4 separate regions of the Homo sapiens genome follow, and regions 1, 3 and 4 are each linked to region 2. A link is a loop called in an ENCODE intact Hi-C map of the cell type or tissue named here. Cell type or tissue: endothelial cell of umbilical vein. All regions are shown on one strand.

Evidence for each region. Hi-C counts contacts between places; a loop is a spot of excess contacts. Peaks named below come from ENCODE experiments on the same cell type or tissue, not always from the same donor. Only the 100,000 strongest peaks of a DNase experiment are listed, where the experiment ranks them.
Region 1: a loop joins it to region 2, with 2.4 times the contacts of the local background. A loop is called at or near these places in 4 of 110 quality-filtered maps.
Region 3: it touches region 2 in a loop (3-fold over the local background); 23 of 110 quality-filtered maps call a loop at or near these places.
Region 4: a loop joins it to region 2, with 2.9 times the contacts of the local background. A loop is called at or near these places in 5 of 110 quality-filtered maps.

Annotation. Positions count from the first base shown.
Region 1 is chr7:130,720,565-130,724,564 of GRCh38, reverse strand. No RefSeq gene overlaps it. Among named protein-coding and RNA genes, the nearest start is that of KLF14, 12 kb to the left of the region's middle. In endothelial cell of umbilical vein, a CTCF peak has its summit at 2,479 (motif pointing right); a DNase peak (open chromatin) is centred at 2,464; H3K27me3 peaks cover 2,004 bases.
Region 2 is chr7:130,830,170-130,834,169 of GRCh38, reverse strand. The region is part of intron 3 of LOC105375508 (a long non-coding RNA gene); the gene reads right to left. It overlaps LOC105375509 (a long non-coding RNA gene), which reads left to right and starts at 1,432. Exons shown (of 3, transcript XR_007060528.1): 1 at 1,432-1,502; 2 at 1,585-1,649. In endothelial cell of umbilical vein, a CTCF peak has its summit at 2,113 (motif pointing right); no DNase peak of the experiment used is centred here.
Region 3 is chr7:130,240,280-130,244,279 of GRCh38, reverse strand. No RefSeq gene overlaps it. Among named protein-coding and RNA genes, the nearest start is that of CPA2, 25 kb to the left of the region's middle. In endothelial cell of umbilical vein, a CTCF peak has its summit at 1,547 (motif pointing left); a DNase peak (open chromatin) is centred at 1,539.
Region 4 is chr7:130,756,375-130,760,374 of GRCh38, reverse strand. The region is part of intron 3 of LOC105375508 (a long non-coding RNA gene); the gene reads right to left. Among named protein-coding and RNA genes, the nearest start is that of KLF14, 24 kb to the right of the region's middle. In endothelial cell of umbilical vein, a CTCF peak has its summit at 1,732 (motif pointing right); a DNase peak (open chromatin) is centred at 1,734; H3K27me3 peaks cover 793 bases.

The DNA of each region.
Region 1 (4,000 bases), 110 kb after region 2:
TGGGAGGCCAAGGTGAGAGAATCGCTTGAGACAAAAGCTCAAGACCAGCCTGGGTAACATAGCAAGCCCTTGTCTCTACAAAAAAAAAAAAAAAAAATTAGCTGGACATGGTGGTGCATGCCTATAGTCCCAGCTATGCAGGAGGCTGAGGTGAGAGGATTGCTTGAGCCCAGGAGGTTGAGGCTGCAGTGAGATGTGATTACATCACTGTATTCCACCCTGGGCAGCAGAGTGAGATCCTGTCAAAAAAAAAAAAGAAAGAAAGAAAAAAGAAAATCCTAGGTTTGGAAATGATATACCAAACAAATGTTAAGTGTTAATAAAAGCAAGAAGGTGTGACAAAATTAATATCAGAGTCAAAATACAATTCCAAGCCCAAAACTTGAGTGCAGCAAAGGTAGATAATTTTATATTGAGAAAAATCATAGTACACCAAGAATCCAAATCGATAAGAACCTTTGTGCCCGTGTATAGGAGTGTCAGCTCAGGCCCTCTCATGCCTATTCTAGGACCTGGACAGGGAGTTTCTTTTGCCCCTCATCCCTCACTAGGAATTCAGAGACTCACTCCCATTTTCTTAAGCTCATTGGAGGGATAGAGTTAGGGGAGTGTCAACACAAACCACACAGGAAATGAGCCCAATCTGAATTCTCAAAGGAAAATCTCACACACTCCACTCCGGAATACTCTTTGTCTCTTATTTTTCCGCAATAGCTCTTGATAATCCAGAGCTTGACCCAGAATCCTAGTTCACCTGTCAAAATATTCTAGTTTAGTAAAGGGCAAGAAAAGCAAAATGGTCAAAACATACAAACATTTACGATTCAACTTGAAAGAAAAAAATGTAGCATTTTTTATTATCTATTGCTGCTTGTGTCTTATTAGGAAGCTCCCACTCCTGTTAATGACAGGTGAAAAATTTAAACTTGTCAATTAAGGTAATTTAGTTATATTTCAGTTAGTCTTCTTCAGTTTAAGATATTCCCATTCAATTTAATTCAGTGTTTTGGATATAAATATTCAGTCAATTCAAAGCTCAAACTCTCCCTTTCTTCCTGCCATGGTTCCTGAATATTGGGAGCTTACATATACTCAGAACAGCAGAAAGGGAAGCAGTCTCATGGCTGTGTCCTCTGCTGTTCTCTGGATCCTCACTCATTTTCTATGCTGTGTGGCTATTTTAGGGGTCTCTGGGAATATTGTGCTTGTGCCCAGTGAATTGCAACAGGTCCTGTCTGCTGTTTTTGATGCCTTTCTGACACTCACTGCTGGAGTCTGGAGTCTGGAGTCTGGAGTCCTGCTATACCTCTTACTGGAGGTCTCTGCTGGATGTAGCTTTCTCATCCCCAATGCAGACTTCTGGACCTTGGGTTTTCTCAGCACTCCTGCATGCTCTTTCCAAGGCATAAAAAATATGCTGGTTGTCCTCCATTCCACACCAAGGCCACAGGGAACTGGGGTGCAAACTCAGGTCCATCTGCCTAGATACCTCTCAACCATGTAAGAACTACCTCTTGAATGGCACTATACTGCCCCAGTGTCACACTGAACATGGAGTACAAGTGAAGGACAGGCCAGAAGTTCCAGATTCTCCTTCAACTTATCTGGGGTTCCTGATGTCATGCCCATCTTCCCATTCTGGGCCAAGGCCCAAAGACTGAAGGGACTGAGGGGTTCCTTCCCAGGGATCCAAGCATCAGTTAGTCTCAACCCCTCAAACCTGCCCCCTGTCCTTGGCTCTTTCAACTGGAAGAGCACTTTACTTTCTCCCTCGGTAGACGGCAACTTCCCACCATCATACCCGAAGTGTGTTCTACCTACAGATTAGAGTAAAACCTGATGTCCAGGCTACATTTTTTGCTCTTAATATTTAAGAGGTTTTGGAATTTTGAGCTTATTTTCTCAAAAAAGCTTTCAAGACTGTTATTTAATTATGGGCTTCAAAAGCTGAATTCAAGTCCCGTGTACCTTTGCATTCCTGCTGTAACAACCATAATGCTCTCTGGTGAAAAAGGATGCCTCTGGTTGAGAAGGGAGTCATTATATGGAAGAGAATAAGAAAAGAAATCCCATTAATATTTTCAAAACAGATTCTCTACTTCATGTCAAGTTTTAGTCTGGTTAAAGATTAAGTTCTTAATTCTGAAAGTGGAACCCAGAGCAGGATTTTTTATTTTATTTTTTTTCCCCCTCTTACTGGGTCTTTATAAGAGAAGACAGTTACCAAGTATAAATAAAACAAAAGAAAGCTTTAATCTGTCTTCTGCAGACCCCTAGAATTAGGAAAATCCCCAGGGAGAGGTAGGACTACAGATACGGCTCTTACAAACAGGGTATGGAACAAGTAGGTGGCAAAGAGGATATCAGCAGCCTCTTGTCACCCTGCCGGTCCCCAAGGAGTTCCAGGTCCACTCATCCAGTCAAGGGACAGACAGCAACTTGGTCGCTGAGTTCCAGCAGGGGTCAGCAATGGACTGGACTGAAGTGCATCCAGAGGCGGTGCTAGCTAGAGGCTTTCCTTCTGGGGTCATGTGTAGTCATGGCTTTTATCTTTAATGAAACAAAACAAAAACAACAAAAAGCACCAGGCTTTTATGGGCTAAAAAATACAGTTCCACAAGGATTGATTGAGCACTAAAATATGGCAGACACTGTTGTAGGCACTTGGGACATTGAAGTGAATAAAATAAAGATCCCTGCCCTTATGATTTTCTATTCCAGCAGAAAGAATATAGAAAATAAAAAATAAATCAGCATTAGATAGCAGAAGACATGGAATTAATGAAAAGTAGAGCAGACTGAGTGGGATCAACAGTGCTAAGTGAGAGTAGGGGTTAAGGTGAGGTCATAAACAGTGTGATCTGAATAGGCTTCATTGTGCAAATGAGACGTGAACAAAGACTTGAAGGAGTTGAGGAAGTTAGCCAGCAGATATCTGGAGGAAAAGTGTTCCAGGCAGAGGGCACAGCTAAAGAAGCAACCCTAGGTGATGAGGTCAAGAAACAGTAAAGGAACTAGCAGGACTGGAGCAGAGTTATGGTCAGAAGGAGGGGAAGGTGCCAGACCATGTGTGCCTTATATGTCACTGTAATGACTTTTCCTATGGGTAAACTAGAAAGCCATTGAGGATCTTGAACAGAAACATAGGATGATATAACTTGTGTTTCAAAGGATCATTCTGACTTCTATGTTTGAGGGTTTTAGCAGAGAGATCTGTTAGGAGGTAATTTCATTAATGTAGATCAGAGATGATGGTGGCTTGGACCACAGTGATGGTAGATTCTGATATATTTTAAAGGAAAAGCCAATAGATTTTCCTAAAGGATTGACCATGGGGAGTGAGAGACAGAGAAGAGTCACAGTGACTCAAAAGTCTTTTGCCTGAGCAGCTGGGAGGATGGAGTTTCCATCAACTAAGATGAGGAAGGCTAGAAGTGGGGCAGATTTGTAGTGGAAGAAAAAGCATTCTGTTTTGGACTGTCGAGTTTGAAATAAAAATTAGACATCCCTTGGAAATTTTGATGAGGCAGTAAAATAGATACATCTGGTGTTTTGGAAAGAAGTCTGGGCTAGAGAGAAAAATTTGGGAGTTATCAGCATATAGATGTTATTTAAAGCTGTAAGTCCAAATGAGATCAACAAGAGGGTGTAGAGGGTGAAGGGAAAAAAGGCTAAGACTGATCCCTGGGGCACTCCAAGGGAAGCAGGAGGAACCAGCCAAGGAGGCGAAGAAGGCATGACCAGTGAGGTAGGAGGAAAGCCGAGAGTGTGGTGTCTTCGAAGCCTAGTAAAGAAAGTGCACCCAAAAATGGAGTAGTCCACTTTGTGAAATGCTCATGCTATGTCAAGTAGGAGGAAGGCTGGGAATCTGACTGTTGGCTCTAGCCAGGAGGGAGTCATCAGCAGCCTTGAGCAGAGTAATTGTGATGGAGTGGCAGGAGCTAAAACCCCAGCTGCAGTGGGTTTAAGAAACCATTAGAGGACCAGGTGCGGTGGCTCA
Region 2 (4,000 bases):
ATTCAAAAATGATACAATTGTATAAGCAGAAAATTAAAAAGAATCAACAGATGGACGATTAGAAATAATGAATTAGCAAGGACATGGGACACAAGACTTATAATAAAAAGTCAATATTTTTTACAGTGAGGCTCAAAGGACTTTGTTGAAGGCTATACTCTAAAATACTAAGGCATTAAATGCATATTTTAAATTTGCCCTTTAAGTTTTGGGGTGGTTGAGAAATTCAGTAAAAAATATTTCCAAATAACATGCAGAAGTTGTTTTTAAGCTTAAAAGCTCATATTTTAGCTACACCCACACAGATGATGTAGAAAACAGCTGAATTTCGGTGTATCTGAATGGTCCAGATTATGTTCCTTCTGAAAGAGACAGTTTTACGTACGATCATTTTTCATATGAAGCATATAAAAAGACACCCAGAAACTACCACGTATTTACCACATAGACAATGTCCATCTTTATCTGTAATTCAAAACCATGTAATTCCTTTTATGCAACAGACTGCAGTGTGTGAGAAGTATGTCAAGAGAAGAGTAAAAAAACAACCAGGAGCTGGGCGCAGTGGCTCATGCCTGTAATCTCAGCACTTTGGGAGGCCAAGGCGGGCGGATCACGAGGTCAGGAGATCGAGACCACCCTGGTTAACACGGTGAAACCCCGTCTCTACTAAAAATACAAAAAATGAGCTGGGCGTGGTGGCGGGCACCTGTAGTCCCAGCTACTCAGGAGGCTGAGGCAGGAGAATGGCGTAAACCTGGGAGGCGGAGCTTGCAGTGAGCCGAGATCGCGCCACTGCACTCCAGCCTGGGCGACAAAGCGAGACTCTGTCTCAACAACAACAAAAAAACAACCAGGAGTACATTCATTAAAAAAAAACTCAGCTGAGTGCGGTGGCTCAGGCCTGTAATCCCAGCACTTTGGGAGGATGAGGCAGCCAGATCACCTGTGGTCAGGAGTTTGAGACCAGCCTGACCAAAATGGTGAAATCCCCTCTCTACTAAAAATACAAAAATTAGCCAGGCGTGGTAGCACACGCCTATAGTCCCAGCTACTCGGGAGGCTGAGGAAGGAGAATCGCTTGAATCCAGGAAGCGGAGATTGCAGTCCGTCGAGATTGTGCCACTGTACTCCAGCCTGGGTGACAGAGCGAGACTCTGTCTCAAAATAAATTAATTAACTAAATAAAAGAAATTTAAAAAATTTTAAGTCAATGCTATTTTTATACACTAACAACAACAAAAAAATTAGACCACGGAATTTGTAAAAACCAGGTTGGCCTTACATTCTGTCACAATATGTGATGTCAGAAAATAAGAGAACATTGCCTAACAAGTTTTTTTCCTTTAAAATTATGCTATTTATTTGACATGATATATAAACTCAAAGCATTTTATCAAGTTACTTCCTGCTCCCCCATAAATAGAATAACTCTGGTTAATTTGGTCAGCCCAAATACAGTTTAACAAGTTTTGAGGGGAAATGTTTGTCATCTGTGTAAGGTTGTGCTGGTTTTCATGGTGAAATTGTGGTGTTCCTTCATTGTGGCTATTTTCCAGTAAAAATTATGATGTTGTATTTCAGCTACCTGTAAGAAGAATCAAGATAAAGAATTCATGAATGATAAAAACACTTTGAAAAGACTGGTGGTAAGTATCAAATGATTCAAAAACAAGTAATTTTAAGATACCTTTAAGTGTACTTACAAAACATACCTTTTGGGCATGTGTACAAAATATAATTTTTAGAGTAACAAATGTACAAAAATAACAGGTAGGGCATAACAAAGTCGGAGGGTAGAAGATAATTTTATCAAATATAATTCTGTGTTTCATTCATTAGGCATTAATTACTGACAAGTTTATTTTTAGCTTTTTATTGAAATATAATACGCACATATAAAGTGTAGAGCTCATTGAATTTTCACAAAATGAATACGCGTACTTGAAAAAACCGCAGAGATCAAGAAACAAAAAACATGATTCACATCTGAGGAAGATAAATATATTTTTGAAAATTAAAAGTTCCACTAGAACAAAATTAAAAAAAAAAATACCCCACCAAAACTGTAACATTAATGAAACTGCAATTCTCTTAAGTCAACAGCAGAGGGTGCCCTTGAACTGTGAAATATAGTCTGCCAACTAAAATCTTTACCCTTGCCAGATATTGCTGGTCCAGGAAAAAGATGGGACATTTCCAGATGAATGGGAAAGGGTAGACAACATCCAAATGAAGTCTCTGTATAAAGGGAATGTAAAATAAAAATCAAACACCTCAACTAATAAAAATTCCCTTTCACAAAATGAAGAAGAAACTGATGGACGCTACCAACCTGAATGTAACATTTTTTACCATTTGCAGATCTGAAAGAAACACCTAGAATGATACATTAAAAAACCCAGAACAGGAACAGACAAAACAAAACAAAAAAAAAACAGCAAACAAAACCCCAGGAAGAAATAAAATGAGAGTCTTGCAGTAATAGTGGAAGAGCTGCTTTGGGCCAATTCTCTTGCAAATAATGACCATCATTCCATTCCAAATATAAAAACGAACTACTTGATGGCCCTGGAGAACAACCAAAAGGAAGCAGAAAGGGAGAGAGGATTGGCACTTGGCAGAAGATAAGAATAGCACTGTGTAAACTTTCCATGTTAATGGCTTTTAGCCTGAGCGCAGGCAGCCCACAGTTCTCCTCAGAGAGTTTACTAAATCTTGGGTAGAAACCCACAGCCTTAGAAGCTTAAGGAATCAAAAGACAGGGTTTGAGGCAACCATGATGGATATAAAGATGGAGGCAGTTACGTGTTGAATGGTGTCCCCCCAACATTCATATGCTGAAGTCCCAACCTGCAGCACCTCAGGATGTGACCTTACTTGGAAATAAGGTCATGCAGATATAGTTAGTTGAGACGAGACCATACTGGGCTAGAGTGGTCCCTAATCCAATATGACTAATGTCCTTTGGGGAAACCTGGACACAGACATGCACACAGTGAGAATGACATGTGAAGACTGGAAGGTGACTGCAAGAACACATGTTCAAATGTTTCTAAACATCAAAACAAAATGTTTAAAGAGCAACGAAAACAGACTAAAGAGACATATTAAGTAAAACAAAACAAAGTAAATATAACATTAAAATAGCTATTGAACCAAACCTGTCACTCATTTCAATACATGTAAATAGAAACCCATGTATTACAAGGAAAAGACCTGCAGGTTGACCCACAAAGCAAAACCCAACTCTATGCTGCATTTAGGAGATATACCTAAACCAAAGTGATTCAGAATGGCTGGTAAAAGTCAAGAGATGTAAAAGTATAGGGCAGACAAACAAAATAGTAAGAAAACAGAGACTGTGCTAATGATACCAGAAAATGTTGAATTTGGACAAAAAGTGAGACAACAAAATATTTGATAATACCAAGAGCCACAATTCACAAAGATCACATATCAGTTATGAATATATATGACACAAATAACACAGCACCTACCTTTATATATCAGAAAGTTAAAGATATATAGGGAGAAATATACAAAACTACACTAAAATTAGGAGACCTACATTTCAGTCCAACATAAGACACAGGTCAAGTGGACAAAAAATAAGGTGCTTTTGCTTTTCTGCCTTAGGGGCTTCTGAAATCCACTGAAACTTGCTATTATGGATTGAATGTCTGTGTCCCCGCAATATTCATATGTTGAAGCCCTAACCCCCAGCGCGATGGTATTTACAGATGGAATCTTTCAGAAGTAATTAGGTTTAGATGAGGTCACAAGGGTGGAACTTTCATGATAGAATTAGCGCTCTTACAAGAAGAGACACTAAAGAGCTTGCTTGCTCTCTCTTTGGAGTGTGAGGACACATTAGCTCTCAGCAGGCAAAAGAAAGAGTCAACAATTTTGTAGTTATATTTATAAAGATTATGTAGACTGAAGAACAGAGAGAAAAAAAATGAAGAAAAATAAACAGAGCCTCGTGGAAATGTGAGAC
Region 3 (4,000 bases), 590 kb after region 2:
TAAGGCAATGTTAAGAGGAAAATGTATAGCACTAAATGCCCACATCAAAAAGTTAGAAAGATCTCAGTTTAACAACCTAACATCACAACTAAAAGAACTAGAGAACCAAGAGTAAATCAACCCCAAAGCTAGCAGAAGACAACAAATAACCAAAATCAAAGCTAAGCTGAAGGATATTGAGACTTGAAAAACCAAAAAAGATCCAAATAAAAGAAATTAGAAAAGGCAAAGGGGATATTACCACCGACGCCACAGAAATACAAACAACAATCAGAGAATATTATGAACACCTCTGTGTACACAAACTAGAAAATCTAGAAGAAATAGATAAATTCCTGGACACATACACCCTCCCAAGACCGAACCAGGAAGAAATTGGATCCCTGAACAGACCAATAACTAGCTCTGAAATTGAATCAGTGATAAATAGACTACCAACCAAAAAAAGCCCAGGACCAGATGGATTCACAGCCAGATTCTACCAGATGTACAAAGAAGAGCTGGTCCATTCCTACTGAAATTATTCCAAAAAATTGAGGAGGAGGGACTCCTCCCTAATTCATTCTATGAGGCCAGCATCATACTGAAACCAAAACTTGGCAGAGAAACAACAAAAAACGAAACTTCAGGCCAGATGAACATCAATGCAAAAATCCTCAACAAAATACTGGCAAACCAAATCCAGCAACACACCAAAAAGCTTATCCACTACAATCAAGCAGGCTTTATCCCTGGGATGCAAGGTTAGTTTAACATATGCAAATCAGAAAATGTGATTCATTACATAAACAGAACTTAAAGACAAAAATTATATGGTCATCTCAATAGATGCAGAAAAGGCTTTTGATAAAATTCAGCACCCCTTCATATTAAAAACTCTCAATAAGCTAGGTATTAAAGGCACATATCTCAAATAATAAGAGTCATCTATGATAAACCTACAGCCAACATTATATACTGAATGGGCAAAAGCTAGACGCATTCCCCTTGAAACCCAGAATTAGACAAAAAAAATTTTAAGGAGCTTATAAAACAAAACATGTATTCAAAATGATTATTATTTTGGAAGGAAATACACCAAAAAGTTAACTCAGGGATTTGGCTATACAAATTGCTAAAAATTCTGTGTGGTAAACAGCAATTTTAATTTTCTTTTTTTATTATTTAAAAAAAATAGAGATGGGGTCTCACTATGTTGCTCAGGCTTGTTTCAAACTCCCGGCCTCAAATGATTCTTCTGCCTTAGCCTCCCAAAGTGTTGGGATTACAGGCATGAGCCACCACACTTGGCCAATTTTCTTCATTTTGTTTATAATTTAAGTAGAAAGAAAGTAAAGGTCAAATCTCCTACTGAAGTGATAAGGGAAACCACAGATTCACAGCATATTTTCTTATACATTGATTCCATCCTGGCTTGGCTTTCTAGCCTGGCTTTCCTTTTGATCTATGAGTTTGTGATTTGGGTTCACCCTAACAGTCCATTTTCCCACTCATCCATCATCTTTTGGGTTCCCCGGAGCCAACCACCCTGGTGGCTCTCTGCTGCCCCCTCCTGCCCCCAGCAGACAACCACTGTGTCAGTCCCCTGGTCCCAAGGTACACCGGGTTCCCGCCTTGTACCAAAGACAATCTTGAGTCTAAAATTCCATCATACAAATTCTTTTTTATATTAAGTCAGTTGGGAAGAACAAATAGATTCCACAAATAATTTGCTGTCTGCAACACCAAAATCCCTCCACGTATATTAACTATTTGTCCTGCTCAGGAGGAGGTAAATAGGGCCATCCATGGCCATGTTGTGAAGGTGTGTCTTTTCACCCTTAATCAGTGTGCTGCTCATGATGATCTCAGTCCCAGATCTATGAATGAGTTCTTCATTTATGGCGTTCCTACTGTGTAACAGGCACTGTTAAGTCATAGAGCCCTGAAGATGAGTAAGAGATTGTATCTGCCTGGAGCTCAATGTCTAGACCACAGCTGTACAGTGGAATGTTCTATATCTACACTCCCCAATGCTGTAGCCACCAGCCACTTGTGGCTATGGAGTACCTGAAATGTGCAAGTGTGACTGGTCACACTAGTGACGTTTTAAATTAATTTTAACTTACATTTAAAAACTGAAGCAGAGTGAAATATTTTTCCTTTAAATGCATACATACCTTATTGTTTTGGTAGGACAACATTTTAACTGTTGAAAATTTAGCACTCAAATTGAAATATGCTGTAAGTAGAACACACACCAGATTTAAAAGACTTAGTGTGGAAATTAGAATGTAAAATATCTCATTAATAATTTTTATATCCATTACATGTTCACATGATAATATTTTGGATATATTGGGTTAATAAAATATAGTATTAAAATTAATTGCACCTGCTCTTTTTAAAATGTAGTTACTAGAAAATTTAAAGTTACATATGTAGCTTGCAATAAATTTCTATTGGAGAGCATTGGTCTAGAGGGAAAAAAATGATATCTGCACAGTCTACTTGTATCATAATAGGTTCCTGGAAATGCATAGGAAAGCCTAATGCATAAAAATTAAACAATAGGGCCGGGCGCAGTGGCTCACACCTGTAATCCCAGCACTTTGGGAGGCCGAGGCCAGTGGATCACCTTAGGTCAGGAGTTTAAGACCAGCATGGCCAACATGGCGAAACCCCATCCCTACTAAAAATACAAAAATCAGCCGGGTGCAGTGGCGCATGCCTGTAATCCCAGCTACTCGGGAGGCTGAGGCAAGAGAATCACTTGAACCCAGAAGGCGGAGGTTGCGGTGAGCCAAGATCAAGCCACCACACTCCAGCCTGGGCTACAGAGCGAGACTCCATCTCAAAAAAATAAATAAATAAAAATAAACAATAGACTTACCTGATATAACAGGGTGAGGTAGTTGCTTCTCAAGAGCTAGACAAAAATCATAAAATTCCCAGTTTCAACCAGCATTAAATAATAACCTTTTATCTCAACTGTAAAAGTAATTCACGTGGCATATTGACAATTACAATATTATAGACATTACTAAGAAAGTTAAAATATTCCTAGAGATAATTAACAGTTTGATCTATATAAAGGCATATTGTTGTTATTGGTTACTTTTTTTTTCTTTCTTTTTTTTTTTTTTTTTTGAGACAGAGTCTTGCTCTGTCGCCAGGCTGGAGGGCAGTGGCACGATCTCAGCTCACTGCAACCTCCACCTCCCTGGTTCAAGTGATTCTCCTGACTCAGCCTCCTGAGTAGCTGGGATTACAGGCGCCCACCATCACACCCAGCTAATTTTTGTATTTTTAGTAAAGATGGGGTTTTACCATGTTGGTTATTTTTCTCTGTGTGGGATTACACTGTATTTTGGGGAGAGCTCAATTGTATTCCACTATGTGAGTATACTGTATTTAACCAATCCCTTATTTACTGCACTCAATTTTTCACTATTTCAAAGTATCTTAAAAAGAATATTCATGTATATGCTGTTAAATAAAATTTGTGGGAGGTCCTTGTTTTGGACTGAGCTCCTGCCCTAGGCCCCAACAGACCAGACCAAACCAGAATGGCGTCACTCATGCTAGGTGCCACATAATCAAACTAAATTTAGAAACCAGCTGGTTTTCCAAAGAACAAGAGATTCACAGCATTTAATCCAAAGGGGCCAGTCAACCTGAGTTGGCATGATATGAAAATCCCCTCTGCTTTAACCCTATAAGGAAAGTAACTTTGAAATGATCAATGCACTTTTTCCTCCTTGTTTTTGCTCTTTTCAGCCTTTTTCTGCCTACATAACCAACCCTCTCTGCTTGGCTCTCACCAAAGCACCTTTCTGTTTCATAGATGAGATGCTGCCCAATTCATAAATCACTAATAAAAGCCGATCAGATTTTTAAAGCTCTATTTGGTGAAATATTGTTCCTTGACAGTACCTTTGTGTGCTTTTATTTTTTTCTGCTTCTAAAATAATATTTTCATAGTAAAACCATTCAAACATCACTGAAAAATATAACCCCC
Region 4 (4,000 bases), 74 kb after region 2:
CCTGGGCAACAAGAACGAAACTCTGTCTCAAATAAATAAATAAAAACAAAAACATAAAACACCTAGAAAAAAACCTTTAAATTAAAGTGCTGTACCCAATGATGAAAACTGTAACATTTGATAGGGAGAACAAAAATGAAGGTTCAAATGGATGGTGAGACCTACTACATGTCTAGATACAAGACTTAATTTAATATTATAAAGATATAAACTCTCCCCAAATAAATTTCTATATTTCTCACAATCTAAATATCAATGGAATTTTAAGCCGGGCACAGTGGCTCACGCCTATAATCTCCCAGCACAGCCGGGCGCGATGGCTCACACCTGTAATCCCAGCACTTTGGGAGGCCAAGGCAGGCGGATCATGAGGTCAGGAGATAGAGACCATCCTGGCTAACATGGTGAAACCCCGTCTCTACTAAAAATACACAAAAAAAATTAGCCAGGCGTAGTGGCAGGAGCCTGTAGTCCCAGCTACTCAGGAGGCTGAGGCAGGAGAAGGGCATGAACCCAGGAGGCGGAGCTTGCAGTGAGCCGAGATCACGCCACTGCACTCCAGCCTGGGCAACAAAGCTAGACTCCGTCTCAAAAAAAAAAAAAAAAAAAATCTCCTAGCACTTTGGGAGGCCAAGGCGGGCAGATCACCTGAGGTCAGGAGTTCGAGACCAACCTGGCCAACATGGTGAAACCCAGCCTCTACTAAAAATACAAAAATTAGCCAGGCATGGTAGCACACGCCTGTAATCCCAGCTCGGGAGGCTGAGGCAGGAGAATCACTTGGACCCGTGAGGCGGAGGTTGCAGTGAGCTGAGATCGCGCCACTGCACTCCAGCCTGGGTGACAAGAGCAAAACTCCATCTCAAAAAAAAAAAAAAAAAAAAATTAGCCAGCCATGGTGGTGGGTGCCTGTAATCCCAGCTACTTGGGAGGCTGAGCCAGGAGAATCTCTTAAAACTCAGGAGGCAGAGGTTGCAGCGAGCAGAGATCGCACCACTTTACTTCAGCCTGGGAGACAGAGTGAGACTCTGTCTCAAATAAATAAATAAATAAATAAATAAATAAATAAATATCGATGGAATTTTAAAAATGAACAAAATTTTTCTAAAGTTCACCTGAAAAAGTAACAGTGGGAAAAAGGGGAAAACTATTTTGAGAACGAATAATGTTATACTAGTGAATGTAGTAATACAAGAAAATTTTCAAAATATATTAACTTGTTTAAAGTACATTACAAAATGTCATGGGCATAAATTCTGTTAAAACATAAATTATCCATAAAAAGTGGCTTGTAGCAGATATAGCAAAATGTTGTAAGTGGTTATCTTTTGGTGAAGAAAATAATGGACTTTTTAAAAACTCATCTGTTTCCCAAATTTTCCAAAATAAACGTCAAATATACCCGTATAATACATTACTATTGTATAGAGGAAGAAATAATAGGTGCTCCTTTTATAAAAACTCAGATAACATCTAATTCTTCAGGAAGTCTTTCCTTGTCTAACCCCATCCCTCCAGATCTGGACTAGGAGGCTTTTTACTATTTTCAGATACAGTATCATAATTATTTGCTCTTCTCTATTCCAACTTTGTAAGAGTTTGATAAATAAAACTGTGTCTTTTATTTCTGTATCTCTAATACAGGAACTACTATGTATCAGGATGCAATGAATAAATATGAAAAAAAGAAATAAATAAGAAAATTCACAACTTCTTCTACCACCACTAGAGGGAACCACATTCCCTTTAGTGAGCTCCCTCTAGGAGCTTTTATCTTTTTAAACAAGACTGTTCAAATCTAAGAAACCTTCTAGAAGGGATTATCTCCTGATGGGGACTGTTATAAACATTCCTAAAAATGATATGTCTATCCTAAAATTAGTCCCAAAATATTCCAAGATATTTTATCTTATCCAAATACTGGACTCAATATCTGCTCCATACATTTTGGCACTAATCAAAAGCAATTTTATTGGTTATCAAATTGTAGCCTGTGTCTGTCTTACCTCCACAACAAGAGAGTAAGCTCATGTTTAAGATCATTTCTCTCACATTAACCAGCTCAGGTATAATCACTAAATTTGTGCAAAAACACTTTATTTTAGTTAAAAGGTTAACATGCTCCCTTCAATCATGTGCCACACTAAGAAAATCCAACAGGCAACGTTCCAAACTTACAAAACACAAAAGTTATGTGTTGATTCTAAGAATACTCTCAGATTTATTGAAGGTTTCAACAGATAGTGACAATAAAAAGCCTCTCTTGATACACTTAAAATATTAGCCTGGTTTTCGAATTAAAGTGGTAGCTACTTTTACAAGGGATAGTTACGATTTAGAGAATAACAGCCTATTCCTGATGAGACTTGGGAGCCAGACACGTCAAATTAAGGGGAAGAGGTATCTCCAGAAGAACGTGGAACTGGGATTTGCTTCATTTTTTTTTTTTTTAAGTTGGGGGCATCTGTTACTTGCAGAGCTCTGTGTTGTAAGGGCTGGAATACACGTATAGTTTAGAAAAAAAAAAAAAGACCAGGCCAGGCGCAGTGGCTCATGCCTATAATCCCAGCACTCCGGGAGGCCGAGGCAGGCAGATCACAGGGTCAGGAGTTTGAGACCAGCCTGACCAACATGGTAAAACCCCATCTCCACTAAAAATACAAAAAAAAAAAAAAAAAAAAAAAAACTAGCTGGGCATGGTGGTGCACGCCTGTAACCCCAGCTACTCAGGAGGCTCAGGCAGGAGAATCGCTTGAACCACAGAGGTGGAGGTTGCTGTGAGCCGAGATCACGCCATTGCACTCCAGCCTGGGTGACAGAGCGAGACTCCGTCTCAAAAAAGAAAAGAAAAGAGAAGAGAAGTAAAAGACCAGTGGCAACAGTAGTTAGTAGGTCTCCAGCACTGTCCACCAGGGGCCTGGTGGCTACCAGAGCTCAAATCCCAGTTCCATTACCTACTAATTTGTGTGAGCTCAAACAACTTACTCAACCTGTCAATGTGTCTGATGCCCCGGTGCAAAATGGGGAGGACAATCAGAACCTACTGCATCAGACTCTCACGAGGAGTAAATGAAATAACGTGAAAAGTTCTCAGAATAGTACCTGTATGTGGTAAATGCTCAAAATATTCACTATTACTCATAAACTCATTCAACCAATTACACAGAAAGACTTTAACAAACAGTGCCTGGCACAGAATAGGCACTATGAGTGTGGCCTGTTATTATTATATGGGAGAGAGAAGGGCCCCGGATACTCCCTAAGTTTCTTGATCCCCTTGAAAGATGTATTCCCATCCCACGTGCATGGTCATCAGGCTATCCCACAGCTTCCTAACACCAGCTACTATGATTATGCCTGCAACAACCTTTATTCTGATTCCAGATTCAGTAAATAACCTTTTGTTAGTAAGTTAGCATCCTATGTAAGCATTTTGCTAAGAAGAAATGTACTGGCAAACTGATACTAATATCACCAATATGGCAGTCTTTATTAGTTAAGGATAGAAAATACGATCACATTTCCATTAACGTTCAATTTGGAGGGACTTTAAGCCCCTTCCTGACCAAATTAGTAGGAATTAAGACTTTCCAGTGATTCTTTTCCCACGAATATTATGAAGGAAATAAAGTTCATTCAATTAAATCAACAAATATTTATTAAGCACTTGCTGTGTGCCTGACACCGTTCAAAGCATTATAGTTAAAGCAGTGAACAAAACAGATCCCTGCTTTCATAGGGCTAGCATTCTAGTGAAGGAGACAAATGAGAAATAAGGGGTGGGTTAAATAATATCAGAGCTAGAGAGTACTAAGTAGCAAGAAGAGAAAGCAACAAGTGAAAGGATCTATAAGAAGAAAGGGGTAAGGGTGATGCAATCTTAGGTAGAGAAGCCAGGGATATCAGGAGATAAGGGTGGCATCCATTTGTTTGAGAGCCAGTTAACTCCGTGGCTCATCTGCTATAACAAGTTGGGAGAGCCAGCTTCAAATGTTCCCCA